Linked DNA regions of Homo sapiens: region 1 is linked to region 2. A link is an interaction called in ENCODE POLR2A ChIA-PET data of the cell type or tissue named here. Cell type or tissue: Caco-2. All regions are shown on one strand. Each heading gives the region's core, and the rest is flanking DNA. Links, peaks and the distances in the headings are about the cores only.

Region 1 (5,368 bases), core at 289-5,288, 80 kb before region 2:
CTGCCCAGGTGGTGGCAGCACTGGGCTCGGGGGTCAGTTTGGTCCTGAAACTGGGTTGGGGACAGGGATAGTTTCCAGCTCAAAGACTGTAAGGACTGAAGCGATGAGGCCGAGGGCCCTAAGGCCCTGGCACCCGGCTCCCCGGCCCATGTCCTCACTTGCAGCTGTTCGCGGTGGGTGGCTTCGACGGCCTGAGGCGCCTGCACAGCGTGGAGCGCTACGACCCCTTCTCCAACACCTGGGCGGCCGCCGCGCCCCTCCCGGAGGCCGTGAGCTCGGCGGCGGTGGCGTCCTGCGCGGGCAAGCTCTTCGTGATTGGGGGCGCCAGGCAGGGCGGCGTCAACACGGACAAGGTGGGCGTGGGCCTCAGGCGCGAGAGGGCGTTGAAGGCTGGGGTGCCCACTGTGTGCCAGGCGCAGAATTGGGCGTTTCCATGCCCTTGTCCATTTATTCACTTAATCCCATCAACAGCCCAGACCAGTCACCTCCATGTTTCAGGGAAGGAAATGAGCAGAAAAATGACCCCAAGGTCACACAGTGGGTCAGCAGCACACTGGGACTCAAATGTTTGGGCTGGTGCCATGTAAGTTTCATACATTTTAAAAATTGAGGGCAAGATAGTTAAAATGCTTTTGTTCCATTCCAAAAACAATACACTTACTACTGAAAATTTAGAAAACACAGAAAAATAGAAAAAAAAAAAACCCATAATCCCACCGTCTAGGCAGAGCTGCTATTCATATTTTGGTGTGTTGCCTTACAGGCTTCCACTGAATTGATTTTTGTTTTTCTTACAGTTTTGTTTTGTTAGAATTTTGCATTCTGCATTTTATTCTAATTTAGGTATGAGCATTTTCCACGTGATTATCAACTTTACAGCCATCATTTCAATGTCTGTACTATTCCACATGGTGGATGAACTAGAGTCTACTCATCTTTTATTGTTGGGACATTTAGGCTTTTTGCAAATAAAAATATTTATCATAGCAGTTCCTTCCCTCCCCTGATGGCCTCATAAGCCTGTGGTCCTAGGACTTGACTCTTTCCCAAATTAGGGTGCCCACGCTTCCTTATTCCCTGACCACATTCTTCCAGCAAACCCTCCTGGAGCTGAGTGATAGGCACTCATGGTGGGAGGCCCCATTTAACACCATCCATGCAGCACTGATTTGTTATAGGCTGCTGTGGGGGGAGGGGGTCTCCAAGGAAACAGTTGAGGAAACAGAGAGTGAGGTGAGCAGGCAGCTAAATACAGAAACTGTTAAGGGCATCAGAAACACCCATGGGCATGTGGACAGCTGTAGAAATAGGGCTGCAAGACACCTCAGCTAGAATCTAATGACCTGAGAGCACCAGGAAAAGAGAAGGGAGTTGACAGTGTATGCAGCTAGGAACACATCCCCGTCGGGGGTCTGCTCTGAGGACCCTCTATAACCCTAAAGCAGACAGTACCTCTCCCAGCTCAGTATGATGTGCTCTATGATTAATCTAACATGAGGCGACTGTGTTCTCCATCAAAGGAGAGACTGTTCCTGTGTGTGTGTGTTGAGGGGTGAGGGGAGGGGGGAACACCAGGGAGACCTTTAAGGATGGGGTGGCATTTGAGCAGGACCTCGAAAGATGAGGAGGCTTTTGACAAAGGGAGTCCAGAGGCAGAGGACAGAACATAGAACTAGATGAAGAGCCCTTGAGGGCAGGGACGGTGGACCTCCCCCTCCCTCCCAGATGCTGGCTCAGGCCTGGTGGACACTGGCAAATGTCGTTTTGAATGAGTGCCCCCGGGGGGAGAGGTGGCAGCATGTGGGCGGTGGGGCATTTGTTGGGGGGGGCGGTGAGTCTTCACCACTGCTGCTCTTGCCCCTCAGGTGCAGTGCTTTGACCCCAAGGAGGACCGGTGGAGCCTGCGGTCACCAGCACCCTTCTCACAGCGGTGTCTCGAGGCTGTCTCCCTTGAGGACACCATCTATGTCATGGGGGGTCTCATGAGCAAAATCTTCACCTATGATCCAGGCACAGATGTGTGGGGGGAGGCAGCTGTCCTCCCCAGCCCTGTGGTAAGTGGAGGCTTCAAGGCAGGAGAGCGGAACCCGCTTCTAAGGCTCTGGATCTTGGAGCTTGTGAATCTTGTGACTCCATCCTAGGTGGTTTTATTATACATCACTCTCTAGCTCATCCTCACAGTGATAGTGAACCATGCATTTCACAGATGAGGAGACTGGCCTTAGAGAGGTTCAGCACCTGGCCCAGGCCAACAACTAGGCCCTGTTAAGGCAGAGCCTAGAACCCTGCAGTCCCAAGTGCTATAGCTTTGAGTGGGGATTTGGTCCAAATGACCCTGTGGTCTCTCCTGCCCCGAAGGCCACTGCTAGTAACCAATCATGAGGTAAGATGTGGGGAAGGGAGTTGCTAAGGTCTGCTCTAGTGATATCAGAGCAGGGAGGCCCAAGTCCTGGAAGCTCTGGCCCCTGCAATTCCCTGCCTCCCCTACCTTCTTCTCCATCCCCTGAAACTCCAGAGACTACACAGATATGGTTGGACTGGAGGTCTCTGCCAGTTCTGACCTTTGGTGACCTTAGAGGTGAGATTTCTGGCTTGAGTCTGAGATTCTAAGATGGCGGCAGTCGAGATTATTGTTATTGGTGTGCTTACCACATTCCAGGCTCTATGTAAAATGCTTTATATGCTTAACTTCCATTAACTGTTAAGGGAACCCTGTGAAGAAGGCACTTTAGTTCTTCTCCCTTTGCCGATGAGGAAACTGAGGTCCAGAGAGGTTAAGTGACTTGCCTAACGCCATTCACTGAATAAGGGTCAAGCTAGAGCTGGAACTCAGGTCCATCCAGTTTCCTGCCTCTCTACAGTCCAGATTGCCTGTTCACAGTCTGTGGGTCAAGGTTCTATTATCTGGCCTGGCCAGGCAGGGACAGAGGAAGCCCCAGGCTGGACCTGATAGTTGTCTTTCTGTTTGTCCACCCAGGAAAGCTGTGGAGTCACTGTGTGTGACGGGAAGGTCCACATCCTTGGCGGGCGGGATGATCGCGGAGAAAGCACCGATAAGGTCTTCACCTTTGACCCCAGCAGTGGGCAGGTGGAGGTCCAGCCATCCCTGCAGCGCTGCACCAGCTCCCACGGCTGTGTCACCATCATCCAGAGCTTGGGCAGGTGATTCAGATTTGGACAGCCTGAGCCAGGAGGCGGAGAGGCAGGCGGAGCTCAGATGCACACTCTGCTCCCTCATGGCACCTCCACGCAAACAGCCCTTAACTTAATGGTCCCTTTTCTTGTATAAATAAAATCTTGTTGGGTCTGTGTTCCAGCTGCAGTCTGCCCTGCCTGGAGATGGAATGTCTAATATTTGCTCCCTGTGTTTACTCTTGATGAAGCACTTTTATACCATTGCAGTCTGTCTGGGCTACTATCACAAAACACCTTAGACTGGGTGATTTATAGACAACAGAAATTTATTTCTCACAGTTCTGAAGGCTGGAAAGTGCCAGATCAGGTGGCCAGCAGATCTGGTGTTTGATGAGGGCTCTCTGCTTCCTAAATAATGTTTTCTTGCTGAGTCTTCACATGGGAGAGGGAGGCCAGGCAACTCCCTCCAACCTCTCCTATAAGGCTCTAATCTCATTCATGAGGGTTCCACCCTCATTCCCTAAGCAATTTAATGCCTTCCCAAAGGCCCCACCTCTTACTACGATCGCTTTGGGTATTGGGTTCTGACACATACATTACCTCATTTACTTTCAAAATAGTAGTGTGGGCATTTTTAAAAACTATAAAATATTTCATGCATAAAAAACACACACTATATATATTAACAGTTAAAGAATAAAATGTCTGCTTCCCACCACTTAGAAAGAGATGGTTACAAACACCTCTGCAGGCTCGCGTCTGTTCCCAAACACATCCTTTCCCACACTCATCCCAGACAAAGTTACTGTCCTTAAATTTGAGATTATCAGGACTCACTGCTAGGAGCTGGAGACAAGCAGCGGGCTCCCCACTCATGGAAGAGGCTGAAACAAAACAAAAACAGTTATGGATCCCTGAACAACTACGGAGTGGAGGCTCACAGCAAACTGCAGGCCCAGGGTGGGGGCACCGTAGCCATGGGCCTCTGAGAAGCCAGTCACCCTGGCTCTGCACCTGAATCTGTCAGGTGTCCAACGTCAATGGGGGCACAAGCCCCTGATGTCATTATAAGCCTGGGGCTCTAGGGGCAGCAACAAACTGCTGGGTAGGGAGGGGTGAGCTCAGAGAGGGAGAGAAAGGGAACAAAAGACACCATAGACAGATTCTGCGAGGCTCTGTGCATATCGCTGTGAGGCCTGGAGGAGCTGGCCAGGCCCCAGCTGCAGGCTCCCCCTCATTTGTACTCAGATTGCCTTTGGAAGAAGAGCGATCATCTGCTCCTTGCATCTCCCTTCAGCACAGAGCCAGCCCCACATCCCACCCCATCTTCCAAAGCCCCAGGGCCCTGTCTACAGGGTCTCTCCAGCTGGGGCCGGCCCATCATGGCAGGAGTAAAGGCCCGGGTCCCAGCTGAGCTCCGACCCGCCGATTATCCCAGATTAGGGAGCCTGTGACCATCTGGACACAGCTGATAATGGCAGTGGAGGAGGGGAGTGGGGACAGTTAGCCTGCCTGCGCCCACCCTATGGGGAACGCTCAGGACAAAGCAAAGAAGGCATCATATCACTGGCCTACCCAGGGAAAAGGCAGGGGCAGATCCAGGGCACGCTCCTCCCAAACAAGTGGGCATCTTAGTTGGCTGGACCCTTCCCACATGCCAGGCAGGGCGCCCCATTTACCCCATGCTGACTGTTCGTGCCTCCAGTGCGCTTTCGTGCACGTGCCCTCTCCTTTGTCTGCCCAGGCCCACCTTATAACCTCAACCCGAGTTGCCTCTTCTCCTTGTGCCCCTTCCTTATCCGCTGCCCTCCTCTATCACCGGGCACATGGCCAGGTCTTTCTTTTATGTGACTTCTCTAGTCTCCCCTGACACACCCATAGGATTCCCCTTGAGGCAGGAAAGGTGTCAGTTTCACCTGTGTCCTCCAGCGCCTGGAACAAGGCTTCCCACTGACTACACTAAATCTTGTAATAGTGTAAGGCAGGCACTATTGCCGCCCGCCTGCCCCCTCACAAATGAGGAAACAGAGACTCAGCCTTGTGAGGTGAAGTGACTAAAGTCATTGGGCTGGGAAGTGGCAGCAGAGCCAGGATTCAGACCTGGGCCCAGCTATCTCCGAAGCCAGCTCTCTCCACACTGCCTCCCCCAGGCTCTGCTAACCTGACAAATGGCTTGAGTGCAGCACAGATGTGTCGAAGGAGGAGAGACCATCATTTGCACCATGGGGAATCC
Region 2 (5,368 bases), core at 262-5,261:
CGATATTTCCCACATTAGGCAAGTTCTCAAAAGAGAGGGGTGGGGTCCTGACTCCTCCATCAGACTGGGAAGTCCTGAGGGACAGGGTTATACCACTCCTATTAGCATGGGGCGCCTGAGCGGGAGGCCTGGGGCTCCCTCATCTGATTGGCTTTTGCAGGTGGGAGCCATGTCTCCCTCCTCAGACTGGAGGCTTCTGAAGGAAGGATGTCTCCTCCATCACACCGGGGGCTCCTGAGGTTGGGGCCTTGTCTCCCATGTGAGCCCTGGGATTAGAACAGGTATCGTCTCAGATGGTCCCTGGGCACCCTGTGTTCTTCCCTCCTATGTGGACAGGATGGTTCCTGTCCCAGGGGTGGCTTGAGTCCTAGTAGGGGGTTGGAGAACAGAGGGGGTTGGCAGGACAGGGTGGCTGCTTTTGAGAGGGTAACAAAGGACTCTGTTGTCCCAGCCCCCTCCCGCCTTCCCTAAGGGGCCCTGGCAGGGTCATCTCTCGGGAGACGCGCCTCCTCCTTCCTGGGACTGGCCCCATCTTTAGCCCCACTTCAGAAGAACTGCTTGTTCCTTCCCAGGAGACCTGGTGCCAGATGAAGCCCCTGGGAGTTGGACAAGACAGGTCCCCAGAATTGTGTGTGACTAAGGTCACCGCAGGAACTGAACAGCTTTTCCTCTGCCTGGGGCTGGGCGGCACCTGGCTGAGGCCACAGTTGAGCTTCTGCCTCCCTGCACCTGGAGAGGGATCTGCTGGTCTAAAGGGCCTTCAGCACTGGAAGCACTGTGACTGATGTCGAGTCAGCGGGAGGCAGGATGCAATGTCTGAACCATTCAGTGGTTCAACAGCCCGTGTATGGGCCTGGATGAGGCAGGAGGTCCCTTTCATGCTGGCCCTGGGCCTGTAGCCCACAACCAACTCACTTGGTCCTTGTGCGGCCACACCCTTCCCTCAGCCTTGCAGGGAGGCTTGTCGAACTGGACTGAACTCTTTCTTCCTTTCTTCCCCCATCACACTGGGGGCTCCTGAAGTTGGGGCCTTGTCTCCCACATGAGCCCTGGGATTAGAATAGGTATCATCTCAGATGGTTCCTGGGCACCTTCTCTTCTGCCTTCCCGTGTGCAGGATGCGTCCATCCTAGGGGTGGTTTGAGTCCTAGTAGGGGGTTGGAGAACAGAGGGTTGGACAGAGGGTGAGCAAACCTCTGCTAGGTTTGTTCCCTCTTCACCCTTGCCCCTGCCTTGTGCAAAGGGCATGGACAGGTTTTGGCATAGGGCCAGGGGAGGGGTGGGGAGTAGACTGCTGTGGCTCACCATCTCAGAATGGTCCCAGAGGCATGCTCTACTGCTTACTTATTGCTGTGTGACCTTGGGCATGACATGCACCCTCTCTGGGTCCTAGTTTCCCTGTGAAGTCAAATCAGGTGAGAGGCCCTTTTGCTAGCAGGTCCAGGAGTGACCTTTCTTCTGGGCGGCCAAAGTCTCAGGCCTCTGCTACAGGCCAGTGGGACTGAGACCACCAGGGAGTGTGTCCTGGGTGGGGATGGGTGTTGGGTGCTGGCGGCCAGGAAGGAATTGGCTACTGCTCGAAAGGGTAGTGCTGTCTCCCATGGTATCAGGTCCTTGAACAGCAGTCATGTTCACCTCCAGGGACATAAAGCATCTGTAGCAGGTCCAGGGCAGTGGCTCATGCCTGTAATCACAGCACTTTGGGAGGCCGAGGCGGGTGGATCACTTGAGGTCAGGAGTTCGAGACCATCCTGGCTAACACGGTGAAACCTTGTCTCTACTAAAAATATGAAAAATTAGCTGGGCGTGGTGGCGGGCGCCTGTAGTCCCAGCTACTCCGGAGGCTGAGGCAGGAGAATAGCATGAACCCGGGAGGCGGAGCTTGCAGTGAGCCGAGATCACGCCACTGCACTCCAGCCTGGGCGACAGAGGGACAGAGCAAGACTCTGTCTTAAAAAAAAAAAAATACTCAGGTCAGGAACACTTCCTCCAGGAAGCCTTCTCTGCTGCTCTGGGGCCTCCTCTGGGCACCTGCAGGCCCTTCGGTGATCTGATTAGCATGGATTATTAGCAGATTAGCATAGCGGTTAGGCTCTTGGAAGAACCAGATTTCCTGGTTTCCAGTCCCAGCTCTGACACTTACCAGCTGGGTGGCTTCCCTGATTACTTAACCCTTTCTCTGCTGTGGCTCCCTTATCTGTAAAATAGGGTAGTAGGTTGTCATGAGGACTGAGTTAAAATTAAGTAAGATAAAGCAAAGAAAGTCCCTGTGCAAGGTCAGTTTTATGCGGTTCTTATCGCTTATATGACGTCTCACCGGCCCTGCCTCCCTAACCCAGCTGTGAGCTCCCCCAGGGAAGGACCCTGTTTGATTCATTTTTTTGAGCCTCCCAAGGCCTCATTACAAGCCTGTATTATTGCTGGCTTTCAGTACCTGATTGCTGACTTGACCACATACAACAGCTGTCCCATCCTTCAAGGCCTGGATCACATACACCTCTTCCTCTGGGAAGCCCTCACTGGATTCCCAGCGCTTTGTGACCTTCTTGTAATCTCTCTCTCTCAGCACTCATCCCTCCCTCCCTGCATAGGTCCTGGTTATTTGCACACTCGTGATGATGTCATCTTGTGAGGTCAAGAACTTTTCAAGAGCACCCTGGATCTGCTTGTCCCCAGCACCTGCGCAGACCTGGCATGCCGCTGAGCTCCATAAATATTTGTTCAGCCAAGGCATTTCGCTGGGAGGAGATACTCTAGGGGGTGGGCAGTGTGGTTGGTGAGGACCATAGGACATCATTGCTGATTTCAAAATATCTCAAAGTAGCCCAGAGCCATAGGAATTAGATTATTCTTTGTGACCTAAAGGGCAGAGGTCACTGGATGTTCAGCTTTACCTTGCTTGAAGACTGTATTTTCTGACAACCAGAGCTCTCTGGGAAGGGGATTGGCGGCTCATTCCCGCCTCAGGGCCTTTGTTCCTGCTGCGCCTCTCTGTCTACTTGGTCCAATCCTACTTCCTAAATAGGTGCCCCGGCCACGGAGCCATTCTCTCCCGGCCTCTGGAGGGCGCGCTCCATTCTTCATCCTCATCCTCAGTCATGTACTGAGCCTTTCCCGGGTGTGGGCAGTGGCATGGGAGAGTAGGGAGTCCCTCCTTAGGATGGACATCTGGGTCTGGCTGCAGTCCCTCCAGTGTGGTTTGACCCGGCCTGAGGAGGGGACCATGGTTTCCGATGACCCACCGGTGATCAAGGAGCTCTTTATTCAGCTGGACAGCCTCCCTTGGCTGGCAGAGCACAGAGCTCCCCATCGGCTCCCCACTGGGCAAGTACTCAGAACCCACCTAATTACTGGGGACAGAATTCTGGGCACTGCATCCAGCAGGCTGCGGTCATAATCAGCTAATTAAACCACCCAAGCATTGCTCCTTGGCCCAGAGCAGAGGGAAGGGGGGTGAGGTGGTGAGGCTGGGAGGAGATGTAACAGGGGAGGCTCAGAAATGGGTCTGCAGAGCAGGGCTCGGAGAGGGAAGCAGGAAGTGCAGAGGGAAGGTGAGAAAGAGGGAGAGAAGTGGGCAGATGCCCAAAGGTGCCATCTGAGGAGAGCACCCAAGTGGGGTGAATGGAGGGAAGGGGCTCTGGCCTGGGAGACAGGGATCTCACTTCTTCACTGTCCCTGTGCTGCCATAGGCAAGCTGCTTTTCCTCATTGGGCCTCAGTTTCTCTATGTGTCAAGCAGGAAGTAGGAGAGGCTTTGGCCTAGAGGCTCCTCCCTAGGACCCTTTCCTTCTCTCGTTAGGAGGGGAGAGGGCGTGAGCAGCAGTGTGATTCTGGCGGGACAGCTTGGCCTCTGGCAGCCCTGCCTTCTGGAAGTGGCAGACAGTGTAGGAGTCTGAGCCAGCCTAGACTGGGTGGGAAGGGAAGACAGTTGGGAGCAGCAGTCTGCCCACCTGGCTCCCCAAGCATGTCCTGCCCTTGAGCCTTGGTCCTGTCTTTGGGACTGTCCTGTGGTTCCCAAACTAGTCCTCAGCGAGGGACTCTTTAAGGCCGAGGGCTCCCTCCCCAGGGCTGGGCAGTGTCATTTCCATCTGTGTAGGAATTGCCCAAGTAGCACCCTCAGAGAGTGTGGAGGAGGGGCTCCCAGAGCTAGAGGCAGGAGGTTTGGAGTTTGGAATTCAGAGTTAGGCAGACTCTGCTCTACTGCTCACTTGCTAGCTCCATGACCTTCAGCTTGGGTCTTAAACTCTCCGGCCTCAGTTTTCTCCTTTGGGAAATAGGTATAATAATATTAATGGGGTTTCTGTGGGCAGAGAGGGTAAGGGCTTCATAAAAAGCCATTGTCGGCCAGGCATGGTGGCTGACGCCTGTAATCCCAGCCTCTTGGGAGGCTGAGGTGGGCAGATGACCTGAGGTCACGAGTTCGAAACCAGCCTGGCCAACATGGTGAAACCTCGTCTCTACTAAAAATACAAAAATTAGCCAGGTGTGGTGGCACACACCTGTAATCCCAGCTACCAGGGAGGCTGAGGTGGGAGGATTGCTTGGACCCGGGAGGTGAAGGTTGCAGTGAGCTGAGATCTTACTATTGTACTCCAGCCTGAGTGACAGAGTGAGACTCTGTCTCAACAACAACAACAAAAAAGCCATCATCATTCAAGACTGAGGGTGGATCTCAGCTCCTTCCCTCTCCCATGTCCCCTTCCTCCTCTTTCATCCCTCTTTTCCATGGTCCAGGGTAGTGTACACAGCTGAGTGCGCGGGGGTGGGGGCACAGGGAGTGGGGGCTGTGCCGGCCAGCGGAGAAGCTCCAAGGAAGGCAGGAAGGGAAGTGAGATTGCCCAGGGCCAGCAGCAGCAGTGTGGTGCTGGGGCTGCTGGCGCCACTCCCCTCTGGCCCCTCACCCACGGCAGATTCTCTAGGAGGAAGTGGGGAGAGATTGGGGAGCAGGAAGCTGGGGGCGGTTGTGGAGGGAAGTCCCTTGGCATCCTGGCCCCAGGCTCCTCTTTCTTAACCCTCACCCCTGTGCAGAGCCCCGAGCCTGGCTTTCTGCCAAGGGAGCCAGCAGGCCACTGTTTCACACACTCAGAAAACAACAGCTTTCCTGGTTCCCAACCCCAAGTAGGAGGTGCCTGCTTGGAGCTCAGGCACTTGGAAAGCAGCGCCTGCTACAGGGTCTGCCAGGTCTGGAGGAGGCAGCAAAAGAGAAGAAAGACCCCCAGCCCCCACAGCCTCTCCTCGTAGTGCTGGGCTGAGATATGCCAGGGACTCTGACTCCAAGGCAGCTGGTTACATAACTGAGCATGCCTCCCTGCTCCTTTCCTCCCTGTTTCCCCAGAGGGGCCTTGGAGGAGGTGCTGCATTGCTCAGAA

Evidence for each region. Peaks named below come from ENCODE experiments on the same cell type or tissue, not always from the same donor. Only the 100,000 strongest peaks of a DNase experiment are listed, where the experiment ranks them.
Region 1: POLR2A ChIA-PET joins it to region 2 with 5 read pairs; 7 of 35 experiments call an interaction of 5 or more read pairs at or near these places.

The regions. Positions count from the first base shown.
Region 1 is chr11:75,420,378-75,425,745 of GRCh38, reverse strand. It overlaps KLHL35 (kelch like family member 35), which reads left to right. Exons shown (of 7, transcript NM_001039548.3): 5 at 165-353; 6 at 1,866-2,054; 7 at 2,978-3,352. The coding sequence ends at 3,166. It also overlaps a transcript of RPS3 not described here. Among named protein-coding and RNA genes, the nearest start is that of KLHL35, 10 kb to the left of the region's middle. In Caco-2, for the core only: no CTCF peak of the experiment used is centred there; a DNase peak (open chromatin) is centred at 3,165.
Region 2 is chr11:75,340,411-75,345,778 of GRCh38, reverse strand. All of the region lies in intron 1 of ARRB1 (arrestin beta 1), which reads left to right. Among named protein-coding and RNA genes, the nearest start is that of MIR326, 7.9 kb to the right of the region's middle. RefSeq lists enhancers at 3,531-4,394, 4,842-5,031, 4,395-5,258. In Caco-2, for the core only: no CTCF peak of the experiment used is centred there; DNase peaks (open chromatin) are centred at 748, 2,098, 2,668 and 3,045.